Linked DNA regions of Mus musculus: region 1 is linked to region 2. A link is a loop called in an ENCODE intact Hi-C map of the cell type or tissue named here. Cell type or tissue: heart. All regions are shown on one strand. Links, peaks and the distances in the headings refer to the core of each region. The heading gives the core; the rest is flanking DNA.

Region 1 (2,918 bases), core at 227-2,726, 170 kb before region 2:
CTCGCTCTCCGTGGACAGTTTGTATGGGGACCAGCTCGCTGGCTCCGGTAGAAGGTGCTGGAAGACGAGGGCGTGGGTTGAGCTCTGCTAGCCGAGATCTCAGGCAGCTGATCTGGGCTTGACATTTGAGTTGAAGAGGTAGATCTTTCGAGAACACTGTTCTCCGAAAAGAGAGCTAGGTGTGACTGAGGAAGAAAGGGGGAGGGGGGCGTGTGTGCGCAAAGTTGAAGCCCTCTCTCCCTCCCTGTCTCTTTTTTTTTTTTTTCCTGGACGCTTACCAAGACGTAGTGAAGCCAAGCTTAGCTGCTCTTTCCAGGCCTGTCTCAAGCTACAGTAAGAGTATCCTGGGCCGTACACGTCTGTGAGCAGAACTTGATGGCGAGTTCACGGGAGCGCGTCAGATTTTTGTGGTAGGGCTCAACCAAGCGGTTAGCAGCGATGAGAAATGGTTGACCTTAGCATGCTTGGCTGTCCTGCTGAAGGCCTAGGTGTGTGGAATGTCATCTTCCTCAGTGTCCAAAAAAGCAACTGCCCGGGACTAGGGAACCCTACTCATCTAAGTGTCTGGCTTTAGCTTTTTCACTTCAACTGAAAAAAGGAATAGGGTGAAGTAGAAACGTACTCTTAGAATCCCATAACTAATGGGGTTTTGGCAGTAAGTAATTTAGATGATTCGAGGGACACTAAATGAAAGTACTGCTTTTTTTACTCTGTAGAGCAGGATGGAAGGGTTTTTCCACATTTGAAAAAAAAACTTATTAAATTAATTCATTGCTAAAAATTAAATATTAAATAGTAACCATGAGAATTTTGGCCTTAGAGGACTCATGATCATTGTTAACATTAGCCTTTTTTTTTTTTTTTCGAGACAGGGTTTCTCTGTATAGCCCTGGCTGTCCTGGAACTCACTCTGTAGACCAGGCTGGCCTCGAACTCAGAAATCCGCCTGCCTCTGCCTCCCGAGTGCTGGGATTAAAGGCATGCGCCACCACGCCCAGCTTAACATTAGCTTTTATGTGAAGGAATTTCTTATTAAAGTAAGCACTTTTTGTGTGGTAAACAGAATTTGCCATCCTAGTCATTTTTAAGTTGTACGGCCCAGGAGTGCTGTATATATTTAGCTTGTGAAACTTACACACTTTTAAAGAATGGTTGAACTAATCAAACTTTTTTCCCCTATGAGATAGAATCTCATATGTAGGCTCCTGACTGGCCTTGAATTTACTATGTAGACCAGGCTGGCCCCAACTGCTGGAATTAAAAGTTGTGTGTCTCTCTGTCTTTGGATCATCAAACTTTTGAGATATTAAGCTTAAATGGCCTGGTTTTTCAGGCTACTCATTGAACTGTATAGATGTGTAAAACATGAGCCAAATTAGTATCTTGTTTTCTGAAGATTGCAAAATTCAGGCTTCCGTGGACCTAGGGAAATAAATTCTTACCCAAGCCTGTTTTAAAGGGGGATAATTTTCGGTGCTAGGGTGACAGCTCAGTGCTCAAGAACACTTAATTGATTTGGATTTGAGTTCAGTTCCCTGCACCCACATAACGTGGCTCACACACCTCTCACTGCAGGTTCAGGAGTTCCAATGCCCTCTTCTGGTCCCTTTGAGCACCTTCAGACACGTGGCACATAGACATTCATACTTTAAAAAAAAAAAAAACCTAATAAAATTTTTAAAAGGTGATTTTTTTTTTTCTTTTTAGCTTTGGGGATGATTTTTGTCATTAATATATGGCCTGTCACAAAAAAGAACTTCCTCTTTTGCCTTTATTCACCAGCATGTTTTTCCCTGTGTTAGCATGAAACTTGGTATTCCTGTTTCTGAACTTCCATGGCTACTGCTTCCTGTCCCAGTTGAGTTGGATCCGCCCTCACTTCCTCCACATAAGGAGAGTCAGTGCTTATCTTGCTGAGTAGTCGTTAAGGGATCCTAGTAGATGACTCTTTCCTAAAATACTCGAGCCTTTATTTCCAAAGAGTGAATATGACATTGGGATATAACTATGAACGAACGGCCTGGCTCCGGACGTAGAAAACAGTCCTTTTTAAGAGTGATTAGTGAGTTAGATAATTAAATAAACTGTATACTTACTCTGCTTTATTTTTTCTTGTTTCTTTTTTTTTCTTTTCTTTTTGGTTTTTCGAGACAGGGTTTCTCTGTGTAGCCCTGACTGTCCTTGAACTCACTCTGTAGACCAGGCTGGCCTCGAACTCAGAAATCCACCTGCCTCTGCCTCCCGAGTGCTGGGATTAAAGGTGTGTGCCACCACGCCCGGCTTATTTTTTATTATGAGGCAGTTGGTTGTATGTTAGTGAGTGTTGTATGTTAATTAGAAGTATGGTACCCAACAATAAAACATTGTTTTCTTTTTCTCTTCTTTCTTTTTTTCTTTCTTTCTTTTTCTTTCTTTCTTTTTTCTTTTTTTCTTTTCTTTTTTTTTTTTTTTTTTTTTTGTGTGTGTGTGGCTGGAGAGACAGCCATGGGTGCTGGGAACTAAACTCTTATATTTTTGGTTCTAAGCCTAGACTTTAATGGCTGAGCCATCTCTCCAGCCTCCAACAATAAAACATAATTGAGGTTCTAATGCTTAGAAAATGTTGGAGTTATTCTTAGTATATAATGTATTGACTGAGAGAAAACTCAGGACACCATGTAGTAAGACACTAGGCTTTACTTAAGCAGCATACGATATTTGTGAGTAATGATGATCTTGTATGAAGGTAGGATGGGTTGTAGCTCATGCCTTTAATCCCAGTACTTGAGTGGCAGAGGCAGGCAGGCTGGTCTGTGTAGTTCCAGGATAGGAGGGAAGGTAGAACAAATTTTGTTTATTGCTATTCTAAACTGTTGATACTCTCCCTCATTTCCACTGCTTGCCTTTCGCCATTGTATTTACCATGGAGGAAGCCATTT
Region 2 (2,918 bases), core at 104-2,603:
TGCTTTATTCCAGTGTCTACTGCAATGACTTATTAATAGGCTTTCTTTTGATTTGTTATTATGGTTCTCTCTCTCTCTCTCTCTCTCTCTCTCTCTCTCTCATGTCTCTGGGTTGACAGAATGCTTGCTTGCTTAGCACACACCAGGCCCTGGGTTTGGTCTCCAGCACCACAAACACCTGGCAATGGGGGTACATGGTGGCACTTTCAGCAGGGAGGCAGGAAGATCAGAATTTCAAGGCCATTCTCTGGTATAGCGCAAACATGTTTCTTAGTGTGTTAGAGAACTAGCCTGAGTTACATGAGGCTTGTCTCCAAGAAGAAAAATACCTATATGTATTAATATTATATAATGTATACATATTTATTATCATAACATATATTATACATTACATAATATACAATATAACATATTACAACATATCATAAAATGCTACGTGTCACATATTACATGTTATATATTAATATTACATATTATGTTACAATATGTTATGTAATATATGGTATAATAATCGTATAATATAGAATATATAATAATAACATAGTGGGGTATGCTCAAGTGTATGTATTAGGTAGGATTTCTATTGCGCTAAAACACTACACCCAGATCCGAGCCGTACACAGGTGTCACTAGTCAGATAGTTATATTTAAATTAAGTGACATTGGACAATTAGTTCTATCATCGTAGTAGCTACAATTCAAGGGTTCAGCTGCTACATGTGGGTAGTGGCTTCCCTATTAACTAAGACGTGGACTATATTCATCACCCCAGGAAGTTCTGTTCGGGGTAGATAGTTGAGAATTAAAATCAATCAATCAAGCCTTTTGAAGCCACAAGTTCCAAAACCAGAACTGCCAACGGATGTTATCCACTCTCCAGAGGAGATGAAGAAATTTTACTAATCCAGAGCCAATGAAAATGAACACCTGCCCAAACCATCAGTCTACTGGGTTTTTCTGGGAGCTCACTCGGCAGTCATCTCCCTGGAGTTCCAGCAACCAGAACAAACTCCACAGGCTCATGGAAGGCGGGGAACTGCAGGGTGCAGAGCGTGCAAGACGGAGGCCTGGGATGCACTGGGGTTGCAGCAGCTCTACAGACCTCCAAGCGGGGCGCGCTCACACCCGCGCGCCTCCGGAGGCAGGTGGGCGGGGCCGTGACGCACTCACCTCGTGACTCCACTCAGGGCCTGCGCCGGCCGAAGCCGGAAGCGGCTGCTGTCGGAAGCACCGGGCGAGCTATCTGTTACAGTCCGGCCCGGGGATGGCTCGGGACGCGGAGCTGGCGCGCAGTAGCGGGTGGCCGTGGCGGTGGCTGCCGGCGCTGCTGCTGCTGCAGCTGCTGCGGTGGAGGTGCGCCCTGTGCGCGCTCCCCTTCACCAGCAGTCGGCACCCAGGCTTTGCGGACCTGCTGTCGGAGCAGCAGCTGTTGGAGGTGCAGGACTTGACCCTGTCTTTGCTGCAGGGCGGAGGTCTAGGGCCGCTGTCACTGCTACCTCCGGACCTGCCGGATCTGGAGCCTGAGTGCCGGGAGCTGCTGATGGACTTCGCCAATAGCAGCGCCGAGCTGACCGCCTGTATGGTGCGCAGCGCTCGGCCCGTGCGCCTCTGCCAGACCTGCTACCCGCTCTTCCAACAGGTCGCAATCAAGATGGACAACATCAGCCGAAACATCGGGGTGGGTAGAGGAGCAGCCTCGGCACCTGGGGGGGGGGGGGGTTGGGAAAGTAAGGAAACGGCATTGGACGGTCTGTGGAGTTAGGGTATCAGAAACAAGCGGGTGACTTTAGGGGCTTATGGCTTGGAATGCTGTCCCCCTGGATGCTGTAAGCCGGCATCTTCTTGGGACAGGTTTGCTGGAACATTGCAGCGAACATACCCAGAGCCACCAGTTTCTATCAGTGTGACCTTTATTATTTTTCAAAGTATTGAGTTCGGTTCCATCCTGTTTATCAGCTTGTTCTCTGGCAAGTTAGTGACATTCTCTGCTTGTTTTCTCATCCGGAAAGTGGGGACAAAGAGAGGCCACACAAAGCGACATACAGTAATAGTTCGTGGTCGGTGAGTTGCCATTTTAGGATAGTCTGCCTTCTCTGTAACTCGAGAGCTTTCCTGGTCACTTGGAAGGTAATGTGAAGGACTTAATGAAGGCAAACCAAAAGAGGAAGACACAGTCTTTGCCTCTAAGAACTGTATAAATTAGGAAAGGATTACGGTGTCGGCCACCGTGAGAGTCACAGGGTTGCCTGGTAAAGGAAAAATAAGGAGGACACAGGGATTGGGGGTGGAAATGGTTCTTGCGTCCTGAGGGGCCAAGTAGTCTCATGAAAAATGTGGCTTCAGTTGCTTTAGAGGTCGTAATTGACTAAACTAAATAGAAATGTCAATAGGTGTATCTTGTTTTTAATCTAGCCTAATGTTACTAAGCAGATTTTTTTTTTTTTTGTAAATGGGGACATTCATTTGCATTAAGTAAAGTCCAGAGTCACTCTTTGTGGAAAGATTTGGCTTTCAAGGCAGTTTAAATAGGAGTGCATGCAGTATTTTTCAGATTCGCTCCTTTCTCTATGACTTTAATATGCAGCGTTGTATTTGATTTTGAGCAGTTACATTAAATAAGCTGTTTTTAGGGAGTCTTTTCATTCTATTTTAATTTAATTAATGTATTTATTTGTGATGAAGTTTCTTGTCGCCCTGACTGGCCTTGAACTCACCGAGTAGCAGAGGATCACTTGACCCCTCCTGCTTTCCCCTCCCAGGTGCCTAGATTACGGACGTGTCACTATGGTCTGGTTTTATGCAGCTGTGAATAGAACCCATGACTTGTCCACGCTAGACAAGCTGTGTACTAACAGAGCCCCAACCCTGTCTTTAAAGTAGTCTACCAAGTAACAGGCTGGCATCTCCTCACAGTAACA

Evidence for each region. Peaks named below come from ENCODE experiments on the same cell type or tissue, not always from the same donor. Only the 100,000 strongest peaks of a DNase experiment are listed, where the experiment ranks them.
Region 1: a loop joins it to region 2, with 8 times the contacts of the local background. A loop is called at or near these places in 1 of 42 quality-filtered maps.

What each region holds. Positions count from the first base shown.
Region 1 is chr10:42,502,646-42,505,563 of GRCm38, forward strand. All of the region lies in intron 1 of Snx3 (sorting nexin 3), which reads left to right. Among named protein-coding and RNA genes, the nearest start is that of Snx3, 2.1 kb to the left of the region's middle. In heart, for the core only: a CTCF peak has its summit at 1,590 (motif pointing left); a DNase peak (open chromatin) is centred at 1,866; H3K4me3 peaks cover 1,025 bases; H3K27ac peaks cover 499 bases.
Region 2 is chr10:42,677,720-42,680,637 of GRCm38, forward strand. It overlaps Ostm1 (osteopetrosis associated transmembrane protein 1), which reads left to right and starts at 1,197. Exons shown (of 6, transcript NM_172416.3): 1 at 1,197-1,678. The coding sequence starts at 1,265. In heart, for the core only: a CTCF peak has its summit at 1,102; a DNase peak (open chromatin) is centred at 1,192; H3K4me3 peaks cover 1,854 bases; H3K27ac peaks cover 1,455 bases.